2 separate regions of the Homo sapiens genome follow, and region 1 is linked to region 2. A link is an interaction called in ENCODE POLR2A ChIA-PET data of the cell type or tissue named here. Cell type or tissue: endothelial cell of umbilical vein. All regions are shown on one strand. Each heading gives the region's core, and the rest is flanking DNA. Links, peaks and the distances in the headings are about the cores only. Region 1 holds the start of PAK6-AS1 (PAK6 antisense RNA 1). Region 2 has its middle 17 kb from the start of BUB1B.

Evidence for each region. ChIA-PET counts read pairs that join two places held together with the same protein. Peaks named below come from ENCODE experiments on the same cell type or tissue, not always from the same donor. Only the 100,000 strongest peaks of a DNase experiment are listed, where the experiment ranks them.
Region 1: POLR2A ChIA-PET joins it to region 2 with 6 read pairs; 2 of 35 experiments call an interaction of 5 or more read pairs at or near these places.

Annotation. Positions count from the first base shown.
Region 1 is chr15:40,251,750-40,257,120 of GRCh38, forward strand. It overlaps BUB1B-PAK6 (BUB1B-PAK6 readthrough), which reads left to right. Exons shown (of 10, transcript NM_001128629.3): 2 at 1,429-1,540. It overlaps PAK6 (p21 (RAC1) activated kinase 6), which reads left to right. Exons shown (of 11, transcript NM_001395430.1): 3 at 1,429-1,540. PAK6-AS1 (PAK6 antisense RNA 1) reads right to left here and starts at 1,210. Exons shown (of 2, transcript NR_168270.1): 1 at 909-1,210; 2 at 1-790. RefSeq lists a silencer at 1,192-1,281 and enhancers at 4,747-4,796, 4,870-5,371. In endothelial cell of umbilical vein, for the core only: no CTCF peak of the experiment used is centred there; no DNase peak of the experiment used is centred there; H3K4me3 peaks cover 723 bases; H3K27me3 peaks cover 2,864 bases.
Region 2 is chr15:40,141,788-40,147,158 of GRCh38, forward strand. No RefSeq gene overlaps it. Among named protein-coding and RNA genes, the nearest start is that of BUB1B, 17 kb to the right of the region's middle. In endothelial cell of umbilical vein, for the core only: no CTCF peak of the experiment used is centred there; no DNase peak of the experiment used is centred there; H3K27me3 peaks cover 537 bases.

The DNA.
Region 1 (5,371 bases), core at 316-5,315, 110 kb after region 2:
CTTTATCTGGGGAAGAGATGAGTGATTCCTGTCCCTTCCCCCAGTATAGAAAACACCCTGTACCCCAAAAGAAACATGGCACAGGGGCAGCCAGGAGTGAGCCCCTTGGAATGGCCATTCTGATCTTAGGCAGGGACTGCTGAGGACAAGCAGAGGATGCCGACTCTGGGACAAAATCACAGGCGGAGGGGCTCCGAAACAGGCCCTAGCCGCTCTGGGGGTGCGGGTCTCCTGCCCTAGGACTCTCAGGCTAGAAAGTCCTCAGGACTCAGGACTGCGCAAGGGCTGACAAGGGAACTGGAATCCCTTAAATCCCGCTTTCCTGCCTGCGCAAGGGGCTACCCCAGCACAGTCTTGGGGCCCTGTCCACATGGGACAGATCATCCAAGGTGACAGGTTTTCCGACTCCCGCGTGGGCTCTCCAGGATGTGTGGGTGGGCACACGCGGCCCGCTCAGGTCCGGGAGAGTCGGCCCGCGGCTCTGGAGCGTGCATCTGCGATGCCAGTGAACGAGGTGATTACACACAGCCGGCGCTCAGCTGATTCTCCAGGTCGGGTCTCCGCGAGGCGGCCACTGGGCCGTGGAGCCGCAGGCAGGTCCCCGCGGCTGTGGCCAGGCCAGGGCCCGGAGGCGAAGGGCGGGCGGGAACTGGGGCCAAGCAGGTGGAGAGAAAGAGTTGAGCAGCACGGCGCCCCTCGGGCAGAGGGGCTCCTGGCCAAGGCCCCAGCGACACTTGGCAACTTCTCCCGCGCTCTGGGTTCGCCGCCGCGTCCTACCTGAGGCCACACCCTGAAATCAAAATCGCGGTCAGGTGAAGCCGGCGCTGCACCAACGTGTAAGCGCGGCCCCTCCTCGGCGTTCCCGCGCCGAGGTCCCTCCCGCGGAGGGCGGGCCCGGCTCCCACGACCTCTTCGAGCGTTCCTGGGCTTCCCGCTCCGCAGGTGGGTTCCCCGGCTGCCCCGGAGGTTCGCGGCGAGAGGACGGGCCTCCCAACACGCGCAGCCCCCTTCCTGGGTGCCCATGCCCCGAAGTTCGGGACCAGCCGGCGCCAGGCGAGGGGCCTTGGGCGCAGGCATCTGGAGCTCCGCGTCCCTGGAGCGGGACCTCCCTCCGCGGGCGCCCGCCCGGCGCGGGGCATTCGCGTCCCCGAGAGGGCGCAGCAGTGGGGCCTGCGAGCTGGGGCCGGGTGGCCGCGCCGGGTCGGAGTGTGGCTGGAGAGGGGCCGCCCCGGAAGCGGTGCTGCGCCCAACGTCCCCTTCTCCCCGTAAGCCCCGCAAGGAGCCTGCCGCCTCTTGCACCTGAGCCAGGAGTTCAGTCGGGAGGCGGGCGCGGAGCGGTTCCCAGCGCCTGGACGTCAGCCAGTCGCAACACCCGCGGGAACACTTGCTACATTTGCCATAATGCATTTCTGATCTGTTTCCGCGCAGGCCTGCGGAGGACTGGCCCAGCAAGGTCCCAGGTCTTCCCTCTCCTCAGCGCCTAAGAGAGAGGCCCAGTGCGGGTGAGGAGTCGCGAGGAAGAGGCGGAAGGCGCCGGAAGGTGAGTGAGCGAGCGGCCCCCGGCCCTAGAGCCTTCTGCACCCATTTTGAAGAGCAGGCAGGGAGGGACAGTGGGCAGGCAGGTGGCCCTCCTGGGCTGGCTCCTTCCTGGTACTGCTAGGCAGCGGAGGTGGTCCCTTCCAGGTGCCGTCTCTCGATCCTTAGTGGGTGCATGTTAAGTCACTTACACCACTTTGCCCCATGGCCCCACGGTAGGCTGGTAGACGTCAAGACCTCAAATGGCCCGCCCTGCCCCCGGGCCCATCTTCAGGTCTGATGCCTGTCCTGGGTGAGGGTGTCACCGCGGCAGAGTGCAGGGAATTCATGCCGGGGAAGAGGTTCCCAAACAGGAAGGGTGGTGGCAGGCCCAGTGGCTGTGCAGGGCAGGGTGGGAGGCAGCCGTGGGAGACTCCCGCAGGAGTTACAGGTGAAGCTGCCGCTCCACACATCCCAGCCCACCGCTCATTCCCCAGATCTCCAGACCTGCTCAGGTGGCATCCGATCTGGAGTGTAGGTGCTGCTGGGAGCACTGGAGGCTAAGCCATGAAGAGCTCCCAGGGTGTAGGTTGCGTTTTCTGTATCTTGCCCCATTCTGGTGGTTTTTTGGGGGCTTTTCTGACTTGTTTTTCTGGGTGAAGGGGGCAGAGGGGCTCAGGTCTGTGTCCATGCTCGTTTTTGGTGGCCGGTGTGGCATAGGTTGCCGCATTGGATAAGAAAACGCCTGGTTCCATGCAAGGTGAGGTTCAGCCTGCAGTGCCATGAATTCTCCTCCATAGTATATAGGACAGTGGCCGAAGACACATTTGGAACCGAAGAGAGTGGGGTTTGAATCTATCCAGACTTTGCCTTTGACTCCTTAGACAAGTTGCTTCACTTCTCTACAAACTTATAAATGGCCTCATCTGTAAAATGGGAATGCGAATGCCTTCCTCCTCATTAGGCGGTTGTGGGGAGTAACTGCCTCATCAGCCTCCAGCTGCTATGTTGGGAAGGGCTAAGCCACTCCAAGTTCTCCCATCCTGGAGAGCTTTGAGGGCAGTCTGGCTGTTTGGCAAGCTATTGTCAGAGGGTATTAGAGCAAAGCAATAGGAATAAAGTAAAGGTAGGGGTCCTTGGAGGGCGAGTAGTGAGAGACCCTAATTCAGGGTCTCTGGACCTCGTGGTGACCCAGGGAAGGGGCCATTCCTGGAAGAGGATCTGGCTTGGGCATCAGAAACAGCAGCGCCCCCTGCACATCACACATGTTCATGTGTTCATGGGTGACCCTGGAACCTCAACTGTTGCCTGGGATAGAGGGAGCCTCTGGCTTGAGCTTCCAGTCCCATCTCTGTTCTGCATAGCTGTGTGATCCAGAGCAGGTCACTTGACTTCTCTGGGCACTGGGCATTGTGGATGAGCCTGGAGTTTGGAGTCGGAGAGATCTGACTTTGAATCCCAGCTCCACACTTACTGTCTTGGACAATTACTTCTCTCTGAGCCTCAGTTTCTTCATCTGTAAAACAGAGCTCGCAGTAGCTACAATTAGCCATTAGATGTACTAATAAAAAGCACCTAGCACAGTCTATCCATGTGGTGGGCACTTTATAAGCATACCTTTCTTTTCTTGCCTCCTCCTTCTCTCTCCAGCTCCCTGCTGTCTTTAAAATGGGCCCAGGAAAGCAGGTTCAGCCCAACTCACAATGGTGTTGTGAGTGTAAAGTTGTGAGTGTTAAGGAGGTGAAATAGAGGTCTGGAAAGTTAAGAGCTGTAGAAAAAAAGGCAATCTTGTGATTAGGGATGCCAGAGGTTCCTTCTGCTTAGCATAGGGTTCCAATGCCAGAGGTTCCAATGCTTAGCATAGGGTCCTAGCTAGGCATTGAGGACCCTATGCTAAGGACTCAGACCTCTGTGTGCAGAGGCTGTTGAGAATCTAGGGTAGGCCGGGCGCGGTGGCTCACGCCTGTTGACACAAGTGACTGAATGAGCTGTATTACTGTATTCTTTTAAACAGCAGCCCATTATCTCTCCCCTGGGGATTCACTGGGGCCAGTGGTATGGGAATAGTGACAAAGGCAGAGAGCCCAAACATTTTGGCAGGTTGCATGTCATGCTGTCTGCCCTGGCCCATGCTGCATCTGTCTGGGTCCCTCAAGTGGGACAGCAGAGCCTCAGGGTCCTGCTCATCCTCCCAGGGCCTCTCCGCACTTCAGCACACTGACCCTGAGCAGGTTGTTTGAATCTTGTGGGCATCCACATGAGGGCCACAACCTGCGTCTAGGACCCTCCTCCCCCGCAGGTGACAGCTGAGCAGAAAAGCAGATGAAATTTCCTTCCCCCGTGTATTTTGGGAGCCAGGATAGGGTGCTGGGGTGCCACCTCTCCTGACTCTCAAGTCACGTGAAGAGGAGCAGATGGCAGACTCGGACCCCAGTAGAGGCTGAGGTGAGACAGAGTTCAGCTCCACACAAGGATCAGCGAGGGGACAGAGGGGACAGAAGGCAGGGGCTGCAGGGGGAGCTTTTCATCGCTGAATGAGTTCTAGCAGAGTGCGGGCAGCCTCCTGTTGGGAATGCCAGAGGGACTGAACTTTGGGCCAAGGGGAAGGTCAGACCCCGTCAGGAGTGCCACAGATCCTGCACTACCATCTCTTCTGGCTGCAGAAGGTTGGCCTAGAGCAACACCTGTTTGGAAGAAGCAAACTAAACCACACAGGAGTGAGGATTTCCTCTCGTTTACCATGGTCCCCAGAGCCTGGAGTAGAGTAGGTCCATAATAGATACTTTCTGAATAAAGGAATACTATAATTTCCCAGCTGGGCACGGTGGTATGCTCCTCTAGTCCTGACCACTCAAGCGACTGAGGTGGGAGGGTGGGTTGAGGCCAGACGTTCGAGGCTGCAGTAAGCTCTGATCGCGCCACTGCATTTCAGCCTGGGCGACTGAGTGAGACTCTGTCTCTAAAAAAAAATTTTTTTTTTGAAACAAACTTCTGAAAGTAAAGTTTGAGAAAAATCCTTCTGGCCAATGAGAATATTCCAGTGAAAGGCTGTCTTCTGTTCGCGGTAATTCTCAGCCAAGGGGTCAGGTGAGGCCTGTCACCTGTCAGAATGTGTGTGGGATGACAGTTCCCAAAGGGGGTTACAAAGAGGTCAAGAAACCCTGCTGCAGGTCTCAGCATGTCAGGGCCCAGCCCTGGAGGTGACAGGGTCCTCTGGAGGCCACTCTGACAGGTTGGTGATGGTAGTAGAGTGCTTTCCTAAGTTTTGTAGCACTCGGGGCTCACCTCTGTCTTGGGGCTGTGATTCTAGGATAGGCCCTTCCCCAGAGTGTCTTGGATGGGCCTGAGAATAACAGAGGGTGGTGGTAGGAGCAGATGGCCACTGCAGCCAAGTTCACATCAGGTCCTGGGTCAGACTCGTGTCTGCCCCTTCTTTGCCTCTCGGCTTGAATGAGTCACTTAGTCTCTCCTTCTCTGCATAATGGAGACAGTACTAGTGCTACCTCACAGGCTTGTGGCGAGGAGATCACATGTGTGAAATGCTCAGCCCAGAGCCTGCTACTTCCGTCTTATGCTAGGCTCTTCCTGAGTGACGACCGTGAGAAATATCCAAAGCTCCTCCGTGAGCAGGAACAGATGCTCCCCCTCACTGTGCCTGGAGAAGCTGGCAGAGGTGAATTAATCCATCCCTTGTCATCTACAAAAATGTCGAGGCCTACGTAAGGCGAGTAGGCCAAGGTCACAAGCCGGGACTTAGGAACACCAAGCCCAAGGTCCACGCTGAGCCAGCACTCGGGCTTGTGGCCCAGGACTTGAGCCCTGGTAAGCAGACCCTGAGCCTCACTGTGAGAAAGCC
Region 2 (5,371 bases), core at 194-5,193:
CTTTAGAGTCATCCTCTTCTTTCCCTATACTTTACATATCATCTGTCAATAAACGCTGCTGTCTCTGCCTTCAAAATGTACTCAGACTCACCACTCCACCATGGCCACACCAATCTAAGCTACCACCATCCCTTCCCTGGATTGTTGCAATAACTGATCCCTCTATTGCTTCCCTTGCCTCTTACAGACTATTTTCATCCCGGCAGCCACAGTGCTCCTGTTAAAACCCATACAAGACCCTGTCATTCTTCTGCTCAAAAGCCATCACTTCCCATCTTATGCAAAGTAAAAGCCAATCTTTCCAGTGGCCTGTGAGATTGAGCATGAACTGACTCCTGGTCACCTCTCCAGCTTCATCTCTTCTTCCTGTTTTCACTCATTCTGCTCCAGACACATTGACCTCCTTACTGCTCCTCTAACATCTGGGAGAGCTCCGCTTCTGGTTAGGATGTAGAAATATATGAAAAGCCTTTGCTACAATGCTATCAACAAGAAAAACCTAGACAAAAATAAAAATCGTGCTTTTCTACTGAGCAGTGCAGGCATGGCCTTGATGAGTTGAATTCCACAAAGAAACAAGCCCTTTATAGATGAGCAGAAGGTCAGCACAGCTTTCACACCTGAGGATGTGCCTGGTCTGGCTACAGGTGGATGGAGAAACATGCCATAGGCAGGGGTTTTGTAAGGATAAGAAGAAATCAGCGAGCTGCGGCATGGGCTGGCAAGACAGATGACAATCTGGAAGAGGCCCAATATAAAAGCAGGTCATTTAGGCCGATAATTCTCTGTTCTCCACCCACCCCCATTCCTGAACTTTGCCACAACTGTGGCACTGGAGAAGGGGCTGGAAAGCAGAGAGTAATGACACGGTCCTGCTTAGATTCTGGGGCCCTGCTGGAGTAGAGTCCAAAGTTGAATCAAAATGATCTGAATCTGTACGCTACCCCCACCCAGCTCAATTACTGACAACTTGAAAAGGAGGCAGAAGCTTGGGATTGGGCTACTTACAGGTGAACACAATCTAATTAAAGCTGCAGTGCAGCCTTACCTCAATTCCACTGTCCGAGGAGTCCCAGTGATCAGCTTCAACCTAACCACCAGACAGGGGAAAGGAACTGCAATTTCTGAGAAGTAAACAAAAAGATATATTTTCATTTCTACTGTTCTTTTATACAAAATTTCTGGAATACAGTTTTGAGAAACAGGAGAGTAAGGAAAAGAAGCATGTGATCCATAATCAAGAGAAAATAGAGAAGCAGATCCACACATGATCCAGTTATTGGAGTTAGCAGACAAAAGCTTTAAAACGATTAATATGAATATGTTAAAGTTCACAGGAAAAGATAGCTATGATGGTTGAAGAGAGGGTTATTTTAGTAAAGAAATGTAAACTCTAAAAAAGAACCAAATGGAAATTCTACAACTAAATATATATATATATATGAACTAAATATATATATATATATATATATATATATATATATATATAAAATTCATTGGATGAGCTTAATAGCAAATTGGACACCACAGAAAAAGCATCAATGAACTTAAAGACAAGCCAATCAAAAGTATCCAAACTGATAAAAAGAGAGAAAAAAATTAATGACCACAGTACAGTGACCTGTGGGATAACAGCAGCTGTCCTAAGATTTGTGTAATTGCAGTCTCAGAAAGAGAACAAATAGCACCAATTGTTTTTCTACAGGAAGAAATAATAGTGAAAAATTTAAAATGTAACAAAAAGGATCAACCTACAGATTTAAACTAATTTTTTTTTTTTTTTTGAGACAGAGTCTCACTCTGTCAGCCAGGCTGGAGTGCAGTGGCGCAATCTCAGTTCAATGCAACCTCCACCTCCCATGTTCAAGCGATTCTCCTGTCTGAGCCTCCCAAGTAGCTGGGACTACAGGTGTGCGCCACCATGTCCAGCTAATTTTTGTATCTCTAGTAGAGACGGGGTTTCACCACGTTGGCAAGGCTGGTCTCGAACTCCTGACCTCAAGTGATCTGCCCACCTTGGCCTCCCAAAGTGCTGGGATTACAGACATGAGCCACCGCACCTGGCAGACCTACAGATTTTAAAAGGTCGTCAAACCCCAAGTGGGGTAAATACAAAGAAAAACACATCTAGACACATCACAGTCAAGTTGTTGAACCAAAGATAAAATGAAAATCTTAAAAGCAGCCAGAGAAAAAAGGAACATTACAATGATAAAAATGATGCCTAACTTCTCTTTAAAAACAATGCAAACCAGAAGACAATAAAATGACATACATGAAAAGAAAACCAGAAAATATAGAATTCTCTGTCCAAGAAAAATAGCTTTCACAAATGAAACAGAAATAAAGATATGTTTAGATAAACAACAGCTAAGGGAAATAATTTTCAACAGACATGTACTTCAAGAAATACTAAAAAAGCTGGGTGCAATTGTAGTCCCAGCTACTGGGAAGGCTGTGGCAGGAGGATCACTTGAGCCTAGAAGTTCAAGATCAACTTGGGCAACGTAGGGAGACTCCATCACAAGAAACAAGCAAGCAAAAAAAAAAAAAAGAAAGAAAGAGAGAGAGAGAGAAAAGAAAGAAGAAAGGAAGGAAGGAAGGAAAGAAAGAAAGAAAGAAAAAAGAAAGAAAGAAAAGAAAGAAAGAAAGAAAGAAAGAAAGAAAGAAAGAAAGAAAGAAAGAAAGAAAAAGAGAAAAGAAAGAAATACTAAAGGGAGTTCTTCAGGCTAGTGAGAAAAGATAGCATGATAGCAGTTGGAGGCTCAGATCTACCAGAAGGAATGAAGAGCATTGCAAATGGTAAGTATGTGGGTAAATATAGAAGACTATTTTAATTTATTTTGAATGACAATTGGCTTTTAAAAACACAAATAACAACCATATATTATGGGACTTATTACATGCACACAAGTAGAATAGATAATAGTCAAAGGATGGAAGGGGCAAATGGAAGTAAAATGGAATTTTCTTAAATTATTTGTGAAGTGGTATAATGTAGACCCAAAATAAACTCTAACAAGTTAAAGATGCACACTATGATCCCTAGAGCAATTATTAAAAATAAAACAAAGAGGTATAGCTAAAAAGCTACTAGAGGCTGCATGTGGTGGCTCACGCTTATAATCCCAGCACTTTGGGACGCTGAGGTGAGAGGGCTGCTTGAGGCCAGGAGTACGAGACCAGCCTGGATAACACAGCAAGACCCAGTCTCTACAAAAAATAAAAAATAAACTAGTCAGGCATGGTGGTGTATTCCTGTAGTCCCAGCTACTTGGGAGGCTGAGGCAAGAGGATTGCTTGAGCCCAGGAGGTTGAGGCTGCCGTGACCCGTGATTGTGCCACTGCACTCCAGCCTAGGTAAGAGATCAAGATGCTGTCTCTCTCTCACACGCACGCACACACACACACACACACACACACAAAAGGTCAACAGAGGCAACAAAATTGGATATTAAAAAACAATTGATCCAGCTGAGCACAGAGGCTCACGCCTATAATCCCAGCACTTTGGGAGACCAAGATAGGAGGATCACTTGAGCTCAGGAGTTCAAGACCAGCCTGGGTGACATAGTGAGACCCTGTCTCTACAAAAAATAAAAAATAAAGTAGCTGGGCCTGGTGGCGTGTGCCTGTAGTCCCAGCTACTTCAGAGGCCAAGACAGGAGGATCTCTCAATCCCAGGAAGTCGAAGCTGCAGTGAGGCATGAGTGCACCGCTGCACTCCATCCTGGGCAACAGAGCAAGCCTCTGTCTCAAAAAAGAAAAAAGTGCATTGCCACTAACCATCTGCATTGCCTTTAACCATACCCACTTCCCTGGCTCGGCCAAACACTTGAAGAGCACTGTGCTGAGTGCCTAGTACAGTGCTGCTCAAACCCTAATGAATTGCCCGGAGATCTTGTTACACAGAAAACTACATTTTGATTATCAAGGCTATTTGACTATCATGGTAGGGGAATCAGAGATGACCAAGACAAGGTCCCTGTCTTCCTTTGGCTTAAAATCCATACAAAACAGCATGGGGGAGAAGGTGAGCAGTGCCCAAAGGGTGGTGGAAAGACAACAGAGGAAGAATTTCACCGGTTTCAATAAAAAATGCATGATTTTGGTAGACACTTGACAGATTTAGTGAGTAAGGCCATTTGGTAAGAGAGAGAGTTGGGCTACACCAAAACTCAGAGAAGTGTAGATGAAGCCAGTGTCCATGCAACCCAGAAGAATACGCTACTGGGATCCTTTCTTTTTTTCGCTTTATTCTGATGGCAATTGCTGAAGGGGAAGAGACATGGCCCAGTCTTGGCATGGGCAATGTGGGTGTTTTACTGTAGGCAAAGAAGGCCCAGGATTGGCTGTGGGGCACCTCGGAGAAATAGGCCCTGAGTACCGGTTCAGGTGTGGACTCTTCTTACAAAGGGCAATGCAGAGAGGGCCGAGCAGCAAGCAAGAGCATGACTCATTATGACTTGTCTTGAATTCTTGTCATTTCTAAGTAGAGGGCTCTGCCTGCTTCTTTTCAATCAGGTCTGCTTTGATGGGTATAGATTTGGGTACAATCTTAAATCTAAAAACCTCCCTGATGCAGGGCTAAGTCAGGCCCCTCACTCAGTATCTGCACAGAGCAGTGTATTCATCAGGGTTCTTTTAGAGGGACAGAACTAATAAGGAGAGAGATATATATGTGTGTGTTATATATGTATACACATATAGAGAGAGGGGAGTTTATTAAGTATTAACTTCCATAATCACAAGGTCCCACAATGGGCTGTCTACCAGCTGAGGAGCAAGGAGAGCCAGTCCAAGTCCCAAAAATGAAGAACTTAGAGTCTGATGTTCGAGGGCCATAAGCATCCAGCACGGGCAAAAGATGGAGGCTGGGAGGCTGGGCCCATCTCGCTGCTTCACTTTTTTCTGCCTGCTTTATATTCACCGGCAGCCGATTAGATGGTGCCCACCCAATTAAGGGTGGCTCTGCCTTCCCCAGCCCACTGACTCAAATGTTAATCTCCTTTGGCAACACCCTCACAGACACATCCAGGATCAATATTGCATCCTTCAATCCAGCCAAGTTGACACTCGGTGTTAACCATCACGGGCCGGATCAGAGAATCATGGGATTTTAGAGTTCGTAGGCCCTTCTTGTGGCCCAACACTTTCTCTTTATGGTAAGGAAACACCCCAAACTCAAACTCTGGCATCGTGCTCCCCTTACTCTGGAGCTTAGACCCCTAGTATAGACTGCTCCCCAGTCCCTGTAGAAACCCGCCTCGAAGCCCTCAGCAAGGCAGCAGGGATAAAGAGAAAAGGGGTACAGCTTCTGCCTGGGGTGGAGGGTCAGGGGTGAGGAAGGCTGGTTGATCAGCTTTCAGGC